5 separate regions of the Mus musculus genome follow, and all the other regions are linked to region 1. A link is a loop called in an ENCODE intact Hi-C map of the cell type or tissue named here. Cell type or tissue: gastrocnemius. All regions are shown on one strand.

Evidence for each region. Hi-C counts contacts between places; a loop is a spot of excess contacts. Peaks named below come from ENCODE experiments on the same cell type or tissue, not always from the same donor. Only the 100,000 strongest peaks of a DNase experiment are listed, where the experiment ranks them.
Region 2: a loop joins it to region 1, with 2.9 times the contacts of the local background. A loop is called at or near these places in 4 of 42 quality-filtered maps.
Region 3: a loop joins it to region 1, with 6 times the contacts of the local background. A loop is called at or near these places in 17 of 42 quality-filtered maps.
Region 4: it touches region 1 in a loop (3-fold over the local background); 5 of 42 quality-filtered maps call a loop at or near these places.
Region 5: a loop joins it to region 1, with 2.3 times the contacts of the local background. A loop is called at or near these places in 2 of 42 quality-filtered maps.

The regions. Positions count from the first base shown.
Region 1 is chr10:95,263,062-95,267,061 of GRCm38, reverse strand. All of the region lies in intron 2 of Cradd (CASP2 and RIPK1 domain containing adaptor with death domain), which reads left to right. Among named protein-coding and RNA genes, the nearest start is that of Cradd, 59 kb to the left of the region's middle. In gastrocnemius, no CTCF peak of the experiment used is centred here; a DNase peak (open chromatin) is centred at 2,192; H3K4me3 peaks cover 4,000 bases; H3K27ac peaks cover 4,000 bases.
Region 2 is chr10:95,395,777-95,399,776 of GRCm38, reverse strand. It overlaps a transcript of Socs2 not described here. Among named protein-coding and RNA genes, the nearest start is that of Gm33230, 16 kb to the left of the region's middle. In gastrocnemius, CTCF peaks have their summits at 2,097 and 2,299; a DNase peak (open chromatin) is centred at 1,045; H3K4me3 peaks cover 2,868 bases; H3K27ac peaks cover 4,000 bases.
Region 3 is chr10:95,414,199-95,418,198 of GRCm38, reverse strand. Socs2 (suppressor of cytokine signaling 2) reads left to right here and starts at 1,342. Exons shown (of 3, transcript NM_007706.4): 1 at 1,342-1,581; 2 at 3,008-3,368. The coding sequence starts at 3,230. Gm33230 (a long non-coding RNA gene) reads right to left here. Exons shown (of 2, transcript XR_380696.3): 2 at 3,596-3,919. 5730420D15Rik (RIKEN cDNA 5730420D15 gene) reads right to left here and starts at 824. Exons shown (of 5, transcript NR_045339.1): 1 at 520-824. In gastrocnemius, CTCF peaks have their summits at 2,493 (motif pointing left) and 3,734; DNase peaks (open chromatin) are centred at 2,357, 3,026, 3,435, 3,710 and 4 more places; H3K4me3 peaks cover 4,000 bases; H3K27ac peaks cover 4,000 bases.
Region 4 is chr10:95,137,457-95,141,456 of GRCm38, reverse strand. The region is part of intron 2 of Gm29684 (predicted gene, 29684); the gene reads left to right. Among named protein-coding and RNA genes, the nearest start is that of Gm29684, 6.4 kb to the left of the region's middle. In gastrocnemius, no CTCF peak of the experiment used is centred here; DNase peaks (open chromatin) are centred at 1,096 and 1,652; H3K4me3 peaks cover 585 bases; H3K27ac peaks cover 2,850 bases.
Region 5 is chr10:95,085,898-95,089,897 of GRCm38, reverse strand. No RefSeq gene overlaps it. Among named protein-coding and RNA genes, the nearest start is that of Gm29684, 58 kb to the left of the region's middle. In gastrocnemius, a CTCF peak has its summit at 1,561; a DNase peak (open chromatin) is centred at 1,568; H3K4me3 peaks cover 249 bases; H3K27ac peaks cover 822 bases.

The DNA of each region.
Region 1 (4,000 bases):
ACAAAAACAAAAACAAAAAACCCCAACATCTGCTGAAGGAGACCAGGTGATTTCTAGATATTTAATTTGATGAGTTGGAATTAGATGGTCAAGGGGAAATAACTGCTTTTCAATATCTAAGTGTTTTCTTCCTTGAAAAAAAATTCAGTTAAGTGTGATAAACGCCCAGGAATGAGGCCCCATCCAGCCACAGGAAAGACATTGTGGCTTTTAAGCTGCTGGCACTTTTCTTTGATGTTAATATTCTTTTCTTTTTTTAATTTTGAAGGAGCTTATTAGATGTGTTGCTTTCCCATAGGATTCCATATTGTGGTTTACTTTCAAATTATGAAATATTTTTAAAAGAGTCCGGGTGACCTTTTGCCATCAGTTTTGTTCCTGTGACACATGAGAGCAATATACAGTTTGTTCTTAGCATATAAGACTGTGTCTTAGTGACAGGCATGCTTTTGTGGTGAAAGACCCAACTGGAAAAATGTCACATGTGGTCACTCATAATCATTTGGAAATTCACTTGTCATTAAAGAATACAAAAAAGCAGCCACAGACTAGCATTGCTGGGCTATTTATGATTACTGTAGCAGTTTTGTGTGACTGGGCTCCCTTTCCTAACAGCGAGATACAAAGCAAGCAGCATCTTTGCTCGGAGGGATGTTCCTCTGATAATTTTGTTGTATGAGAGTCTACCTGCTCAAAGCAGTTGGACTTTCGGTTTTAAGCGGCTCTCTGCCTGCCGGCTGCTGTCTGCTGCTTCCAGCTTTGCCTGTGGCCTGCTAGCCAAGTAATCCTTACAACATTTTTCTTTGCTTTCTTATAAACAGTTTAGAGTCCTCCTTGCCTTTCTTGAGGCCTGCGGTAAAGTTGGAAGAGGGGAAGTCCATATGAAACTGTCCTTTGTCTTTTCCTCCATACTCTATGCAGGAGTACCCAGAGCGGCTTCTGGGGAGGTAATTTTGTCCGCCTGAGGGTTTTACAATAGGTTCTGTTGTTCTTATGCGTAGGCAAAGACATGTCTTTTTGTTTAGAGGATTTTGAAATGTGTTCCTCCACCCAGAGCACCCAAGCCCAGGCTAAGCACAGAATCCTTTTATAACTACAGGTTATGATCTGATTCACTAGAAACAAGGGCCGGTGTTAAAAACAGAGCCTAAGGATCTTGAGCCCCTCTGTAAGGATTACCAAAAGAAACCAGTGAAATGTATCAAGGAAGGAAGCTACAGTCAAAACTGTATTTCTTCTTTAAAATTCTTAAGGCTCATAGGAAGCTTTGCATCTGATTCTCAGCTACCAAAAATAATTTGTGTGTGGAAGATGCCTCAGAAATGGAATATACTTAGGCGCCCACGGCTGACTGCTTTTCAGATGTGTGGTTATCAGTTGTAGCTTGAATTTAGAGAGTACGAGATGATGCAGACAGGGTTCCTGGGGGGTTAGTTTGTTACTTTCTGAGATAGTTATTTTCTGAGATTCTGATGAGAAGCCTGACAGAATGCCTTCAACCTCTGTGACTCCCAGGAAATGCTGTTAGCTTTATTCTGGTTTCATAGTTTTGGTCAAGGTAGATTCCAGAATAAAACAGACATTTTCTTCTTAGTAAAAAGGGGACGAGGCATCCTATTCCTAGGCTCGGAACTAAGGCAAGTCTTGCGCTTACCCTACTCTGTTGCATTCTCGGGTTATCAGATTTGCAAGTCGGAGTTGGGGAAAGTTTCTATCGGGACTCAAGCAACTCAGCCTCCAGTCCTTGCTAATACCAACAACCCGAAGGCAGTTTTCTACCACCTGGGAAAGAAAAAAAAATCTTTCTAAAAGATGGCACACGGCTTGCTTTCCTGTGCACTTTCAGCAGGTCTAGAGCTGCATCTGGCCGAGTCGGGTAATCCAATCTATTTTAACGCAAAGATTTTCCGAGAAGGCAGGAAACCAGCAAGGGGGAAGGCTTTCAGGCATCTGCTGTTTCGTTTCCAGATCCCTTGTGTTAATTTAATGTTTCTAGGGAACCCGGGGTTTTTTCTCGGAATCTCTTCTCTAGGAACTGGTGTGTGCCGCGATAAGGCTAAGACTAAGGGGGCTGCAGCCGGAGGCAGCGTCCCCGCTCCAGGGTGCAGACTTTCCCCGCCGCCACCGCCACCGCCACTGCCACCGCGAGGGTGACAGCACCCTTCGAAGAGTGAGTGTTTGCCTGTGTGCAATTAGGAAAGGCAACCCCGTGAAGCGATCGACATGCCCTCACCCCATCAAAACCAGGGCAACTCGACTCTGTTGAGGAAACAAACTCCATTCCATCCCAAGCCGGAGTGAAACGTGAGCTTTGCACAAACACTGGCACTGCTTCGGGAATACCGGGAAACTCGCCTTTCTTCCAGCGGCCTCCGCAGAGCTTTGCCCAGACAGCAGTACTAGCTTGCTGGGGGTTTTAGTGTGTGAGATGAGTTTTGGTTCCGTGCTTGCAGCCAGGTGTTAGCACTGGTGTGTGTTGGGCCCTATCAGCCCTATGACCAACAGCCGGCCTGGCCTCTCCAGCGTCTCCTCTCCCGCCATGGACCTGAAGCCTCACTCAAACCTCGCTTCTGCAAAGGCGTCCTGTAGACAAAAGCCTGCCCTTAAAAATTTTAAAGACTGTATGCTATTCCTGTTTAGACTCACGCAATGGGGATAATCCATGCTGCCCTGAAAATAGGGTTGAGAACTAAGATGGAGTGAGTTCACGTGGCCCTTTAATAGTAGAAACAGAACCGGAACTCCGATAAACCCAGCATTCTGTTACTGAGTTACAGAACTATTCTACAGAATCCTAGAGGTGGACCAGAGTGTTGTCCTCTTGTCATCCCCCCCCCCCCTATGACATTCTAGCAATCTGGCTGTTTCTGATTGCTGTGGTTGTGATTGCACACAATTCCATCGCTGGAAAACTCTAATGATTGCACTGTTGTTTCGAACACTAACTGGAATTCTCTGAGAAACTGTTCTTTAAACAATGAAAGGCTAAAATTACTCTTTTCCGCATATTTTTAATTGGTGTGGATGTATTTGAAAATCATGATAAAAATGAGCTTTCTATTGTGTTCACATTTAGGTTCCAGTCCAGGCTGTGTGTGCTATGAATTATTGGGAACAATCTTTGGTTTCTAGGTAGTGCTTTGAGGTTATGTAATGAAATGTTATATTGTAATATTTTAACATTTTAAATGATTTGACACTTAATATTTATTATTTTTTTTTATGTGCTTTGGTATTTGACCTGCATGTATGTCTGTGTGAAGGTGTCAGATCCCCTGGAATTGGAGTTATAGATACTTGTTAACTGCTATATGGATGCTGGGAATTGAACCTGTTTCCTCTGAAAAAACAGCCAGTGCTTTTAACAATGGAGCCATCTCTCCAGCTCTCCTCCTCCTATTATTATTATTATTATTATTATTATTACTATTACTAATGTGTGCTCCAGAGGACAACTTCTGAACAGTTGCTACCTTCTTTGATACAGGGTCTCTCATTGGCCTGGTGCTCATGGATTAGGCTAGCAAGCGCCAGGATACCTTGTCTCTGTCTCCCAGGAACGGCATTCCAAGCCTAGGCCACTGTCCTGACATTTTGTGTGGTTCTGAAGATCTGTTTCAGGGCTTCATGCTTATAAGCAGCAGTTCCCAACGTGTGGGTCCAGATCTCTTTGGGAGCCGAAAGGGCCTTTCACAGGGGTCACAGGTCAGATACCCTGAATGTTGCATATTTATATTACAATTCATAGCAGCTGCAAAACTACAGCTATGAAGTAGCAATGAAATAATCTTACAGTTGGGGGGAGGTCACCACAGCATGAGGAACTGTCTGAAAGGGTCGCAGCATTAGGGAGGTTGCGAGCCACTGTTTATAAGGCAAGCTCTCTATTGAGAGAGCAATCTTCCTGGTCATATCTTGATCTTTATAGTATCCAAAAAAAAATTATTTTTCTGTGTAACTGAGTTAAGTTGGAATCACTAAGTAAAGATAAGTGAGTTTA
Region 2 (4,000 bases), 130 kb before region 1:
ACCAGATTAGTCCCACAACTTAGGAAAAACGGGGTACCTTTTCCTCAAGTTTCTAATAACATTTCTTAGTCTGGCTGAGAGGGAGGACTCAGGTTAGTCTTGAAGGTCTGATTGCTGTTTGCTGTTCTATTCTGTTTTTTGTTGTTGTTGTTTTGTTTTGTTTTTTTTCAAGAAGAGCCGGGTTGGGAGAAACAGACTGTTGTTGAAAGTTAGCCTCCCAGTTCAGGCGAGCAAATCACAGTCTTTTTCTTCATTTATGTCCTAAGTATCTTGGATGCGAGTTAAGACGCTATTATAAAGGAATGAAACAGAGAGAGAGGTAGAGAGAGAGAGAGACAGACAGACAGACAGACAGACAGACAGACAGAGACAGACAGAGGGAACCTGGTGATACACGCATTACTTTTTCTTTAAACTCCCTGGCTTCTCTCTAAGGCCAGCGGGTGGATAGCAAGTCTTTACTTGTTGGCAGTACACTGAAGCCTCTTGGAACAAAATGACTATTGAAAACAAAAAAGCAGCTTCGTGAGATACACTTCAGCTAGGGAGCCCAGGAGTAAATATTTTAGATTTGGAAGAACTTTAAAAAAAAAAAAAAAAGCTACAGATCTTCTGAAAGACTTGCCATTTAATTAGTAGGTTAATGAGGCCTTAGGACCGAAAACTTGGTCTGGTTAAAGCACCCACAAAAACTCAAGTAGAACCTGGAAGCAATTCGACCTTGATTTACAAACATGGTGAGGACTAGGGCCAGCTTTGGCTATTTCGAGGAACTGGATAGGGAGAGGGATCAATCAGGGAGAAAGCTGTGTGTGTGTGTGTGTGTGTGAGAGAGAGAGAGAGAGAGAGAGAGAGAGAGAGAGAGAGAGAGAGAGAGAGAGAGAGAGAGAGAGATCTCCTCTCCGGTCTCCATTCTTTCTGCGGGGAGGAGGGGGGGCTACGCTGTCTGGGGCTCGCCCTGGCTGAGCAGAGGGAAGGGCTGAGGTGCCACCGGCTGACGGCTGACGCAGAAGACGTTCTTTTTCTGCAGCCATCTGGGAGTGGCAGCTCCTCCTGGCGTCCAGGCGCCCTGCGGGTCTCAGGGGGTGGGGTGGGGTCCTTATGTCAGGCCACAGCTACAGAGGAGATGTCACCAAATGCGCATTGCGCTGAGCGCACGGCGCCGCTTTCCTCTACAGTGAATGGGTTAACACCTTCTTCTACACCCACCCCTCTGCCCCCACCGTTTACCTCCTACAAACAGAGTTGGGAACCTGGCTGCCACTGTCTGCAAACAAAGCACCTCTCTTGTTTCTGTTAATCCAAAGTAAATATAATCTTCTATTAGCTAGTTTCTCAGTTATTCTGACAGCAACCTACTCGGGGTTAAAAAAAATATCTAGCTAGTTCAGCAAGTCACTATGACGGAGGGACGGGACTGCCTACCTCCTTCCCCACTCCATCCCCTAGGACCTCTTATCTATTTGTAAAAAACTATTTCAGAATGTTCTAATGTCATAGAAGCATCTAATTTTAATCACTTTTTAAAAAGCACACACAAGCAGTATCATGCGTACATACATTCTGCTCTTTAATTTGCTTCTCAGGTTTGCTGTTTGGGGTCTGGATAGCTTTTCATGTCCTTACTCAGATCCCAGCTCTTTACATATTCCAGCCCATGAACACACTTGTTGACAGGCTTGGTCCCCATCAGTGGACGGTTAGGTTGTCTCTGCCCTCACAAACAACAGTGTATTAAAGCCTCTGGGCTTATGAATGTTCTGTGTGTTTATGGGCACAAACACACGGAGTAAATCCCTGCCCCTGGAACTTTTTTGGTGACGGGGTACTCACATGGGACATGTTAGAAGGTTTTCAAAGGCGGGTAGTCCTAGCAATATTTCAGACATAAATAAGTTATTATCTTTCACATCTCCAGCCTTTACCAGGCTTTCTTGAAAACAGTTAATATTTAAATGACACATTTGTTACCGAGAGCAAATCAGCTTGTGTTAAGTTGCTAATTAAGTGTCTTTAAAGTTAAATTTCAAGTCCCAAACAGAGGTCTCTGGAGTGTGCAATTCTCTGCCAGGGCCTTTAGAAACTAGCAAGAAGCCAGCCGTGACAAACTCATCCCAGTCTCCAGGGACATCAACGGCTGTGGCATGTGGCTCTGGAAAACTAGCTGCTTTGAGAAACTCTAGGGTGGGATTGGGAAGGGGTTTGTTTCATGTGTAAGAGTGTTGTCACCAATTAATTCACTTCAGAAACACTGACTAAACACAACCATAGCAAAAGTTTCTCCTCCCCCTGCCTTTCTTTGTACCAGCCTCCCGACACCAGATGGGAGCCCGGTTCTAGGAACCACAAAATTAATTTCCTGCCACTGAAAGGTGATCCAGCAAGGGGATTAGCTTTGCCTGAGGGTGGCTATACACTATATCTAGATCTTGCCCCCAAAGGGATATTTGGCTTGCTTGTGAGTTTAGTGGCTCAAAGCGTTCCACCTGCACCAAACGGTCCATTTAGCTCCTCACTTGAGTTTTCTAGGTAGAAACATTACAGATGAAACCAGGTTCCAATGGATGAGTCAAGTTTTAGAACTTGGGATTCAAGCTGCTATTAAATTGCATTATCGGCAATCCTAGTAGCACTGCCCCCTCCCCCATAGCCTTTTAGATTATAGTCAACCTTGAGGGTGGGGGTTGTGTAGAGTGTTGACAGTTGTCATAATTCCTCAAATAACCACTTGACTGAAAAAAATGGCTATTTTAAAAGCAAACTCCCTCACTCTCAAAACTCAAAGACAGTCACATTGGGATGGGGGGGGGGGTGTCTGGGTGGCATCCAAGAGGAAAACAAAGAAAAACAAACAGCAAAACTCAAACCAAACCAGTTAAAACAAAAAGAAACTTCCCATTCTAGGTCCAAAATTGTGCTTTCAGATAGAGGAGACAAATCAACAGGGCTGAGGAACCTGCTAATAAAAGCCTCTGATTTCAAACCAGTGTCCAGTAATACAGGAGGGGCACATTGGAAGAGTGAGGGAGGCGAAATGATGTCCTGAAATAGAATGGTCCTCTCAACGGTCAGGAAGCACCTGGGGACTTACTTGCTTAGAAATTCAGACAGAAATTGTTTCTGCAATTAGTGGGAAATGAGGCTTCTAAGCGCCAACGCCTTTAATATTTTCATGCCTTTATCTGCCTTTTCCATCAACGTGAATTACAGTGACAATGCATTCAAGTTAATAATACCAAATGTAACTTGGGTTGCAAGGGTGGGGCAGATGATGTCAAGCTAGGAAGGACACTTAGACTGGACACTTGGCTTTAACTCCGAATCTCCCTTTCCTGCTTTGCCCAGAGCCTGCACACCCAGCCTGCGGGGCTTTCATTTTTACAGCTCCTTTCAAGATTCTGTTTAAAAGTCGAAAAGTGAAACAAAGATGTTTTAATTGTTACAACGTCTACCACCTCTTTTAATTTTTTTCTTTTTTCTTTCTTAACATCCATAAAGACTTTAGTCCAGGGGTTCTCACCCTTCCTAATGCTGAGACCCTTTAATACAGTTCCTCATATTGTGGTGACTCCCCCCCAACCATAAAATTATTTTTGTTGCTACTTTATAGCTGCAATTTTGCTACTGTTATGAATCACAATATAAATAACTGGTATGCAGGATATGTGGTATGGGACCCTATGAAAGGGTCACTTTCGTCCCACCCCGCAAGGGGTCACCACCACAGGTTGAGAAACACCTGCTTTAGAAGCTATTCTTTTCCAAAGTCCTTTACTAGCAACTGACCAGGGTTCTTTTTTTCTTTTTCTTTTTCTTTTTTTTACTTATTCACTTTACTCCCACTTACTGCCCCCCTTCTTGTCACCCCCTCCCACAATCCTTTCCCCTTCTCCTCTGAGTGAGTGGGGACACCCCCGTGTCCCCCACCCCCCTATGACAAGGGTTCTTACTAGGATTTTTCCTCTCCCTAAGAAGTGTTCCAACTCGTGTTTCTTTAGAT
Region 3 (4,000 bases), 150 kb before region 1:
TTCTGTAAGTGCATAGAATTATTTAAGAGGAAAAAAATTACTGTGGATAAAAATTGGTTCGGGGCCTTGGAATTGGCCGGTCGTGTTGTGTTTCCTTCCAGGGCCGGCAGGCGGGGCACCAGGCAAGGCTTGGAAGCCGCGCCTCTCTCAACCTCTCCTGGCCACCCTTGCCCAACTTCCCCATAGACACAGCTTCAACTAAAAGTGGCCATTGACCTTTCAAGCTTTTGAGCAGTGGGGCAACAGAACAGTATTTCAAAGAAAAATGGTTATCGAAATTTCGAATCCGGTTTTCCCATGAGTGTTTTTTTTTTGTTTTTGTTTTTCTGTTAAAAAAAAAAAAAGTAGGTCACATTCAAAGTGGGTCACGTTTCAGGAGCCGGCGTGCCTGGATGCCGGCGCGGAGGCTAGGTGGCCTCTTACAGAGTGGGAGGTGAGGGTCCCAATAGGAAAGAAGTACTGGGATCAATACGAACTCCGGGTCCCTGGCTTTGCAAGGATTCACAGAGACAAACGCACCAGGCCTGTGACCCCGCACCCCACCCGGGCACAGGTAAGGGCACCTCCTCTGTAGGGTGGCCAGGGTGGGTCTCCCGAAGGGCAAGCAGGAGTTGAGCTGAGGAGGAAAGGAGAAGCTGGGCAAGGCTGATGCAGGGGACTACCAGTTGGAGCTCCAGGGGGGAGGGATTGAGGGCAGTCTGCGCAGCTTTAAGGAGGCGCTCAGCTCGTCTCTTTCCTGGCCTTCTAGGATGCTGGCGGAGGGGACAGTCTCTGGTTCGCTTCCCGAGGTGCCCGGGAGTGGTAGTCGACCTGGGCAGTGGCGTGCTAGCTCTAGCTCTGTGTGTGTCTTAGAGAGGGAGGGACGGACATCTGAGCCCCGCCCCCTTCCCGCACGCTGGTCCTGCATCCCACATGGAGGAGAGGAGGGTCGCGTCTGGCAGGCGCACAGCGGGGTGGATGGCTGGCCTAAAGGTTCCCTCCTACGTGGAGGGCTGGGGAGAAGAGGGGCTGCTATTCGCGGGACCGAGGTGCTCAGCTGTTGCAGACACAGGGGCAGGTACTGGTGGCTTAATAGGCATTGGCTGGGGACTTCTCCTTGTTCCCGAGCACCCCGAGGTGCAGGGTCAGAGGAGGGCGGAGTCGCAGGCTTCCACCCCGCAGCCACCAGCACCAGCACCCGCACCGGCTCTCTCCACCCGGCTCCCTTGAAGCCTGCGCATTAGCGGCCGGGGCCTCTTTAAAGCGCTGGCGGGGGCTGCGGTCACGTGAGGCGGATTCCTGGAAAGTTCCTGGAAAGCGGCCTCCGCCGCGGCCGGGCGGGGCGCGAGGGGCGGGAGGCGGGGAGCGAGGGAGGCGCGTCGGGCTGGGAAGTCGCGCGCACACTCGGCTCCGGGGACAGACGGTTAACTCTTGCCAAGTCTCGCCGCCTCTGCGGCTCCCGGGCCTTGGGCTTCCCCCCTGAAGCATGAGCCTTTCCTCCCGCAGCCGCCAACGCTGCGCGGGTCTCGGACAGTGCGCGCCGGGACTCCAGGCGCGCGCCCTCAAGATCCCTTGTGCCCGGAGCCCGGAAGCTTGCGGCAGGTACCGCTCGCGAAGCCCGAAGGTTCCGCCCGGGGGGACAGTGGCCGGGAGGGCGGCGGGGTGCGAGCACGGGGGCGGCGGCGGACCGCCTGGGCGTCCGCAGTTTAGGGCGCCCCGGGAGAGTTCAAGTCGGGGCTCTGCCCCATCCGGACTCAACTGCCTCCTCTCTCCCGGGTTCCTTCTCGGTCTCGGGAAATTTTCCGAGCACCCCCACCCCCCAACAACTGCTACCCAAATTTATAATCCTAATAACCTGATCTCCCGCTCCTCCCCGCCAGCCTCCGCCCTTGCTCCCCCACCCCACCCCTTCTCTTTCTCCCATCTCCTCCGCTTCAACTGGAGGGAAACCCGGCACTGGCGAGCAGGGGTGTCAGCCTGGGGCGGAGAGGGGGGGGGGAAGCTAGGCGACGATCCCTGGGATTTTTGTCTGCCTTTGGCGCAGAAAAACTCGGTTGCTTTTACTGAGCGCAGAGCCGATTGCATCCCCAGGCATCTCCTTCCACAAATAAACGTCACCCGGGGAACTCAGACGGACACCCCTCCTTGCCCCCTGGCTCCCCCGCCCCTTGTCCGCTGGGGAGGCTGCCTAGTGCGGAGGCGGCAGTCGCGGCGGTGGAGGTAAGACCTCAGTCCCAGTTGATGGCATGGCCCGCTGCGCTCGCTGTTGCGGGCTCAGCCCCGGCCTCATTTGGAGCTCCGGCGGGGGCTGCACGCTCCGGCCGATTCCTCGACAGCGCCCGCGGCGGCAGCCGCAGGAGCCGCGGTCCGCGTTTTGGAGCGACCGCCGCTGAGCCCCCCATCCTCGTCTGGAGCGTGCTCCAGGAAGCGGCAGGAGTGGGGGTGAGGCCGCCTCCGAGGCAGGGATGCAGCGGCTGGCGCGCCGCTAGCGCACCGCAGCACCCTCGGCTGGCGACCCAGGAGCCCTGCGGCGCTTTAGGGCGTGGAACCAGGTTTTGCCGGATGCATCCTCCCAAGGGCCCTGGGGCTGCTCGAAATGTAAGATGGAAATGCCAAGTGCAGAGAACTGCCCGGTTCTTTGTGTAATGTTTTCCCCCCCACCCCCACCCCCCACTTGCCCATGACAAAGGCCTATCCATCCGGACCCGCAGGTGACTGTTTCCTGGGCTGCCTGTGTGTAATTCCAGCACACAGTTCTTCGGCGGGAAAACACCTTGTTTACTCTCATCCTGTCTCCCTCCTCACCCCTCTACTCCGGCCAACTTTAGTGTCTTGGATCTCTGCCCTTTTTACCCGTCTTTCCCCAGAGTTGGGCAGGGCGTTAGCTGGATGCTCGGGGTTAAATGGTACAGAACACGCAGGCGGAGGAGTCCCTGGGATTTTCCACGTGTCTGTTTACCCACCCCCACCTCGGCCGTAGGGGTTCAGCCCAGACTGACCCAATCTCTGTTCCATTGTTTCTTCACAGGCGATCTGTGGGTGACAGTGTCTGCGAGAGACTTTGCCACACCATTCTGCCGGAATTTGGAGAAAAAGAACCAGCCGCTTCCAGTCCCCTCCCCCTCCGCCACCATTTCGGACACCCTGCACACTCTCGTTTTGGGGTACCCTGTGACTTCCAGGCAGCACGCGAGGTCCACTGGCCCCAGCTCGGGCGACCAGCTGTCTGGGACGTGTTGACTCATCTCCCATGACCCTGCGGTGCCTGGAGCCCTCCGGGAATGGAGCGGACAGGACGCGGAGCCAGTGGGGGACCGCGGGGTTGCCGGAGGAACAGTCCCCCGAGGCGGCGCGTCTGGCGAAAGCCCTGCGCGAGCTCAGTCAAACAGGTAGGGAGCTGGCGGCTGGCGAGGAGTGCGAAACGGGGCGTCCCCATCCCCACCCTACCCAAGGCGGTGGCGGAGAGCGCGGCTGGGACGCGGGCCCAGGTTGGGGGCACTGAAAGCGATGGAACTACTACTCCTCGCGTCCGGTCTCCGCTCGGGGAACCGCAGAGAGGGATGCCCGGATCTTAGGTGACCACAAAAGCAAAGTGGAGGGACGCTGAGGCTTGGGCAAGGGCCGGGAGCGAGCTGGGCTCATTTTGGAAATGTTCCCCCAGCACCTTGGAGCCTAGGCTGCTTTCAGCCGGAGCTCCCGCTCGCTCCGGCGTGGGAGAAAAGCGGCCAGCGCCTCTCTTAACTGGCCCGGTGCGCGGGCGGCCAGTGGGCTGTGCTGCCTCCTGTCTGGGCTGTGAGCGCTCCCGAGAGCACAGCCGCCTCTGCCGCAGCCCGGGTTGATGGCAGCCAAGTTCAGACTGTATGAATCGCAGCTGCTGGGGGTGGGGGGTAGCCTGGGCCGAGTGCAGCCTGCTCCCCGCAATGCGGAAAGCACCCTACATCTGAAAGCAAAGAAGAGAAATTTATATTTTCTCCCAATAGCTCGAAAACAATTTGAGTCTTAAAAAATCTGGCTTCTGAAA
Region 4 (4,000 bases), 130 kb after region 1:
AGCAGAGCCTCTCTCTGTCTGAGCTGGTCTCTGTTTTACCCATAAGGAAAGGGACTTTGAGTGGCAGTTCCCTTCTTAGCCCTGATCTGTATTTCTCTACTAAAGCCTGCCTATTCTTAAATCACTGGAGTCGTTTCTACGGTGGCCCCATTTAAGAGTTCCCAGATATTTGTCTGAGTCATCTGCTGGGTGGAGCTTCTCAAAGGACATCTTGCTCCTGTCTGCAAGCATAACAGAGTATCCTTAATAGGCTTAGGAGTTAGTGCTTGCCCCTGGGACAGGTCTCAAGTAGGGCTGGTTATTGGTTGGGCATTCCCTCAGTCTCTCCTCCATTCCCCATGCCTGTATTACATGTAAACAGGATTCATTTTAGGTTGAAAATTTTGTGGGTGGGTTGATGTCCCTATCTCTCCAAAGGGGTTCCTGTCTGGCTACAGAAGGTGGCCTTTTCCGGTTCCATATCACCAATGTTGTGAGTCACAGCTAAAGTCACCCTACACTGCTTCTTGGGCATATCCCTCATCCCAGGTCTCTGTCTTGTCCTAGAGATGCCCTGCACCTCCTCACTCTGGTCAGTTGCAGATTTCCATTCATTTTCATGGCCATCTCTCCTGTCTTTCCCCACACCTGATCCTGAATCCCCCATTCCCCTCCCTATATCCCTCCCTCCTAGTTCACTCCCTCCATCTTCATCTTATGACTATTTTATACAGATACCCACAGCCAAACAGTGGACAGAGCTTGGGGACTCTTATGGAAGAATAACAAGGATTGCAGACTCTGAAGGGGATAGGAATTCCACAGGAAGACCAACCTGGACCCTTGGGGCTGTCAGAGTCTGAGCCATCAACCAAAGAACATAAACAGGCTGGACCTAGGTAGGCCTCCCCACACATATATACCAGGTGTGCAGCTTGGTCTTCATGTGAGTCCAAACAACTGGAGAGGGTGCTATCCCAAAATCTGTTGCCTATACATAGGTTATGTTCTATTAGCTGGGCTGCCTTTTCTGGCTTCAGTGAGAGAGGAAGTGCCTAGCCTTGCAGAGACTTGAAGTGCCAGGGTAAGGGGATAACCCAGGGCATAACCATCTGCTCAGAGAAGAAGGGGAGGAGGGAGGAGGGAGGAGGGAAGGATTGTGGGAGGCTGTGGAGGGGCAGTGAGTAGGATGTAAAGTGAATAAGTAAAAAAAAAAAAAAATTAAATAAAAAAAATCCAGATAAAAGCCAGTGTGATCTTTAAATTCCTCTTGCCAAATAATACTCTTTGACAGGGTGAGACCAAATATTTTAGACCCAATCCAATAGCAGAACAAGGCACCCCTCTCCACTCCCCCCCCCCCATTCCCACATGGTGTGGTCATTAGTAGCTCTTCGGTTTTCAAAGGATTGGAATCGGAACAGTAAAATGGACTCCGTTGCCACAATCTCGTGGAAACGTTCTTGTTGTTGACGATGGTTCAGAATCACTTTGCTAGCTGCTTTGGCTTCAGGGCTGTCATCTTGAGGAGCAGAAGCCCTGGCATCCAACAGCAGAGGCTTCTTGAGTTGCGAGCGCCCTTCTCTTTTACCCACAGATGGAGGTCAGGGTGGCCTAACCCCGAGGAAGGCTTGGCAGCTTTCTGAGGGTGGAGATGAGAACTGGGCCTTCTGACAAAAAAACGCCTGTGCAGGCTGGGCCTGCCAGCTGCTGTGTCCTGGGAAGAGGCTGCTTTTGCTTAACCCCTGCCATCTGGGTGGCAAATGTCCTCCTCCCAGGTCCCTGAGGACTCACCTTTAAAGGAGATTGCAGGACCTTCAGTCTCTCTCTCTCTCTCTCTCTCTCTCTCTCTCTCTCTCTCTCTCTGTCTGTCTCTCCCTCCCTCCCTCCTCTCTTTCTCCCTCCTTCCTTTCCCCTCCTCCTCCCTCCCTTTCTCTCCCTCCCTCCCCATCCCATGCTCCCCCACATGTGTGTGTGTGTGTGTGTGTGTGTGTGTGTGTGTGTGAGAGAGAGAGAGAGAGAGAGAGAGAGAGAGAGAGAGAGAGAGGAGAGAGAGTCTACACTTTCACTAAGTATAATTTCTCTCGTACCATCCACTCTTTTCTTTTGTTTAGAGACAGAATCTTTTCTGGTCTGGAACTGGACAAGAAGGCTAAGCGAGTTGGCTAACAAGCCTAGGGTAGTGCTTGTTTCTGCTCCCCAGCCCTGCGATTACAACTATTTGCCATCATGTCCAGCTCTTTAAAAAGTAGATTCTGACATCAAACTCTGGTCTCTTATGCTTGCAAGGCAAGCAATTTGTCATCTGAGCTGGCTGTTTAATCCCCACCTTTTCTTCCTTTGCTTCTTAGCCATGGGATGAATAGTTTGCTCTGCTATCCACACACCTCCAAGGCAAACCAGAAACCAGATCCGGGGCCTAACAGCCATGGGTCTCTCTGATAATGGGTTGAAACTATGAGCCATACCAAACCTCTTCATTTTATGAGTCATTTGTTACATCGACAGAACTATGTCATGTTAGACCAGGAAGCAGGCCCTTCCTCAAATCCCAGGGGAGAGCAGAAGAGACACTGTGGGAAGCCACATGTGCCATTGCAGGGTGGTGCTGGCTACCGTTGGCCATCATGCATACATAGGCAGTAAAGTTTTTTGCCAAGATGAGGTTTTGAGAATTAACCAATCGGATGAGAGAGAAGTTAACCAATCAGATGAGAGAGAAGTTACCAATCAGATGTAGGCATGCAAATGAGGTGGTAAGCATAACCCATGCATAGCACCAGTTCTGGGCTGGGGTCTCTTTGCTTCTGCAATCAAGCTCTCCCAATAAATGTGTGCAGAAGGATCCTGTTGCAGCATCGTTCTTGCTGGCGAGTCAGGGCGAGTGTAAGAAGACACATAAAACATTTCACTATGCAAACACCCTACTTCAGACACTGAGGACTCTCAGATCAGTTACATACAACACTATTAGGAAACAGCCAACATTTACTGAGAAACCCCTTAGCCCGGGCACAAACAGTTCCCCAATCAGTCTTTAACACTTCCTACAGAGGGTGGATAGTGTCACTATTTGCTAGCACTATTAAGAATTATAGCAACATTAGTATTATTAGAGATACTAACCGTCACATAATTTCAGGGACGCAGAGTAATGATTTAAGACATTAAGCCGTTGCCTGTTAAGTCAGTTGATAAGCGAATGTGACAGTTGAGATTCATTTCCAGCCTTCCTTGCCTCCAGACACCTTCTGTGCCCTTTGTGTCACAGTGCAGGTCCCAAAGCCCAGCGGCACTGCTCACCACGGACAGGGTCCTGGGAGAGTGACTTCACTCCCCTGTGTCTTTTCACCATGTGTAGAGAGTGGGTAGGAGCAGTGTCTCGATCAGAGTCGTATAGGATCAGTGAGTTTTTATTAGGGAGACTTATCATCATTACCAGTGTTATGATTTTACCTATGTCAAAGGAGCTGACTGGGCATGGCAGCTGTCAGCGTTGTCTGGAGGATACAGAGGACGAAGAGTCTTCCCTTCTCTTCATCCTTCCTATCCCTAGTAAGTCGTTATTTGGCTCTGAGGTAGACCCTCCAAGACGGTCACCTCTAGATCAGCAGGGCTGTATATGGAGCCCAGATCATGGGAGAATATGTTCTTCCTTTGTGTCCATCGAGGTTCCTCCCACTGAAATGTGTCCTACAATAATAATAACAACAACACCTACAGTTGATAGCATCTCCTAAGGAAGGCATCCTGGGTCAAGCTCTGCTCTGGTGCTTTCCATATTTTGGCTTATCTGATCCTCGAGCAATCTCAAGAGGTAGCTAATGCAATCATCCTTACAGACAGCTAAGGAACTCAGGCACAGGGGCGCAAATTTACTTGTTCAAGGGCCAAAGGTGGCTTTGCTGAAGTTCAGAACACAACAGTGTCACAACATGGGTTTGTGTAGAAGTTAGGTCCAGTTCTTCCTCCCAGGCCCAAGCTCCCAGAACTAAGACTCAGATTCAAAATATATTTACAG
Region 5 (4,000 bases), 180 kb after region 1:
CCCCGATTGGCTTCTTGGGGTTGCGGTTTGACTGTGCTTACTTATTAAAGTTTGCCCTGGCATCTGTTTTTCAAATGCCCCAGATGAGCACCATGAACAAGCCCTGCTGAAATCCCAACACAACAGAGAAGTAGACTCAAGGTGGGGTTCTAGAAAACCAGAGAGCTGATAGTTACCCAGGCATGATCAGTGAAGGAGTGGGATGCAGGGTTTCCCCACGTTAGACAAGGAGCAACAGCAGGGAGCATTTTCTGGAATCTAGAGGCTTGGGGAATGGATTGCTTTATAGGAGTTAGAGAGTTTCCATAAGGATTGTAGTGAAGTGGAAACGTAAGAGTTCTTCGGAAAGTCGGTTGGATGGTGTTTTGCTGGGGCAAACATGTGAAGGAATGTTTAGCTGAAGTGGACACATGAAAAAGAACGTTCTGCTAAAGCAAGAAGGTGAAAGGACATATGATGAAGGATTCCTCACTAGCAAAGCATGTATTGGTCCACCTTCCTTTGTGTAGTTGAGCTGCATTTGTCAAGACTCCATAGAGAGAAACATGCCGAAAAACTTTGGGTGGTGTGCTGCAGTTTCTTGCCAATTCCAAGGACTTGGGCTGATTGGCAGAGTGGTGTCAGCTGAGACAGACACATGTGCTGAGGCGAGACCTGTGGAGGACACATATTTGCAGGGAGTATAAAAAGGACTCAATGGACAGTGATGGAGGCTGAGCTAGGCTTGCTTATAGAGCTAGCTGTGCAATGCTTGTTGGTCTTGTGTCTCCACTGTCTTCACTGATCTTCACTTTGCTGAGAGAGGCACAGCCAAGAACTTCTGCCATCCCTCCTACTGACTTGTGCCAAGGCTGAGGCCTGGCTGTCTCTGCTAGGTCATGCCACCGCTGCTGATTCCTGTTTGCTAACTCTAACTTTACTGAACTGGTCTGCTGGTGTCTCAGTTAAAGTGCCTGTGAGTGGATCAGGCTGCTGTAGCTAACCTGTGAACAGAACTGTCAATTTCCAGACGACACAGATGGGAGTTGCTCCAAAGAACCCCTCTAAACAGGTCCACTGCCTTTGTATCCTTTCTTTTCCACTGCCTATGGTGGGTTGGTGGGTTGAAAGGGAGGTTAAAGCATTTAATAACCATCATTAAAAATAGACTTTGAAAAAATTAGAGTTATACGGTAACCATAGGCAGGTTCCCAGGTAACAGGAACTCAGCACTCTAAATTCACTAGTCTGCCCCCACCCAATCCGAAGCTTACTGGTGTTGAACTCAATTGGAAACCGAGGGGTTTGTGGGCATGTTGAAAGCTCGTGTGTGTCCCACACAGGGAGGATGAGAGTGGCAGGACTGAGAGGAGATGTCTCCAGACAAAAGCCAGAAACCAGCTTTGGTGTGGTGGCAGCGAGCCTTCTGCCTAGGTTTGCCAGAAGCAACAATCCTAAAAGAAAATAGCAAGTCAGCAAACCAACGAGCAGTTTCCTTCCAAGGATCTGCTGCTTCAGGGCCGAAGCGCGTCTGTCAGCCATGGTTACACTGAGCCCTCTGCATCTCTTAGCCTCAAACTCCCCCAAGTGGCAGCTTCATCCTCCAGCTAGTCCACCTGATCCCTTCTGAGTGCTGTACTCGGCGTAGTCAGAGACAGGACAGCCATCTGTCCTGTCAGGCTTCACGCAGGAGGGAGAAAACCTCTCCAGAACATCTCGGAAGATTCTTATTAACAGCCATGGTTGTGAGAAGAGAATGCTGAACAAGCCCTGGGTTCTGCTGGAAAGGGAGGAGCCTGCTACACATTCCCCCCTTTCTTTCTTGGCGGAATCTTTTTATGAAGTCCAGGCTGGCTCTGAGTGTACCCTGCCTTCTCTGTGCTGGTTTAGAGGCATATGCACCCTACCCCACCCACTTCATTTAACTTCAAACTACAAACTGAGTTAGCTCCCTGATGCATACGTCGGATTACTACATCATTCTTCTCTTCGTAGAACCCTGCCACCCTGGCATACAGTCAGTACCATTGTTCTGGAACCCCAGTGAGACACCCCAGTCTCCCTCCTCTGCCGACTCCCTATCTGTCTTTATAATACACAGTCACGCCCTTCCCACGGCCGTTCACTTTGTGGGTTCTTTCATGACCTTGGTATGGAGAGCCCTGCATCATTGGCCTTCCTCAGCTTGTTGTAGGAAATACCACATGCATGTGACATCCCGGGAGCCTTCCCATGGCCTGCTGTGTGCTCCATGACAGCTTGTGTTTGTCTGTAGGGCTTCTGTGAATCCCAATAACCTGTCTTCTAAATAGTCTCTCCTGGTTTCTAGGATGGAAGGAGGAGCCTGTACTTATTGAAGGCATGGCTGGAAGCCTGGGTCAGCACTCAGCTTCTAGCAATCAGGCAGCCTGGGATGGACTCTTCTTGGCTTTGTTGTTGTTTTCTAGTGACCCTAGGCAAGTTATTTAACTCCCCTGCGTATCTGTGTCCCCACGCGTCAGTAGGAACCTAATATTAACAACCTAATGGGATTTATGATGAACGTCAAGCAAGGTGACTTATGTAAAGTACTTAGCAGAGCGCCTGGTACAGGGTCATTGCACAGTGAGTATTTGCAGACTGAATGGTGATGAGATAAAATATGTTTAAACAGAACTGAGTCTTTTCCACTATTCTGGAGTGCCACATTATGCCCTAATATACTTGCCCGGATAGAGGTCTGTCAAGGCCAATCTTTTCTATGTGACTGGGAAGGGGAAAAACGTAGCTGTCTGCTGATCTCCTAGCACCGTTACCAACTGTGATGCTGCTCAGATCTGCCACTACAGATTGAGCCTCTCAACTGTGCCAGCAATTAACCAATACTTACTAAGCAGAAAGGCAGGTTTGAGAGCAAGGGACTCGCTTCCTGCCACACACACTTCAGTCTCATCCATTAGTCAGCATATAAACAGCAAATACATTAGCCTTCAAAAGAACCTCGGAGGATGGGTGGCACTTACTCAAGAGGAACAGGAAGAAAGAAAGATTACCCAGATAATGGGAAGAAAAGAGAAGTGGGAGCTCAATCAATAGAGGAGGGCAGTGTGGGCACATCGGTGAGTGGCAGCAGAGTCTTGCAAGAAGAAAGTCTTGGATAGCTTCCTTAAAAAAAAAAAAAAAAGGTGAACTACCTTAAATTAATGTTTTGTCACAGAAGTATAGAACCAGGAAGGAATTTTAAATCCTCTTGTTTGAAGAAACTGGAGCTCAGAAAGGGAGTTTTGACCAAAGTCACCTCATTGGTCGACACCCCCAGATTTCTCTTGCCTTAGGCTGTACATTTCCTTTACTAAAGCGGCTCTTGAAGAGTTTAGACTATTCGGCTTCTTAAAGCGACACTGAGGTAGCTTATTAGGAAAGTTTCGTCATGGGTGGGGAGGAGAGAGAATAATGGGTGTGGAGAACAGGGACTGAGAAGGGAGGAGGTCGCTGGGAGGAAAGTCGTCAGCCTCTTCTAATGCTCCCTTCCTTCTGTAGAGAGCCTAAGCCATATATTCATACTGAAGGGTGAATGACGCCAAGCCATTCTCAAATGGTGTCTGCTAGGAAGGGTGTGTGGTCATAAGGACAAGCTTATGAAGACCTCTCTCTAATCCCATCTGCCTCAGTGTCATGCCATAACTTCAGGAAAACTCCCCTACCAAGGGAACCACCCAGAACATTCTAAAGGGACGATTCTTAAGATATTTGGGGACAGGTGCCACACCATGACCCTCGTCTCATGCCTCAGTTATTCAGGCTAAACATAATTCATTCTTTCTGCTGCTCCCACCCAGTTTACCCTTGTTGTCCTGCTCCGGATGAGTGGCCATCTGTCCCTGTCTATTTCAAAGAACCATGAATGGTACATTTAAGACCAGTTGTGCAGGAAGCTTGGGACAGTCCCCTCCCACTCACCCACCCCCATGGTTCACGGGAAGTTTCTATTAACAGAGTCTGAGTAACAGGGCCTCTTCCGAAGCTCATAGGCAAGCAGCTA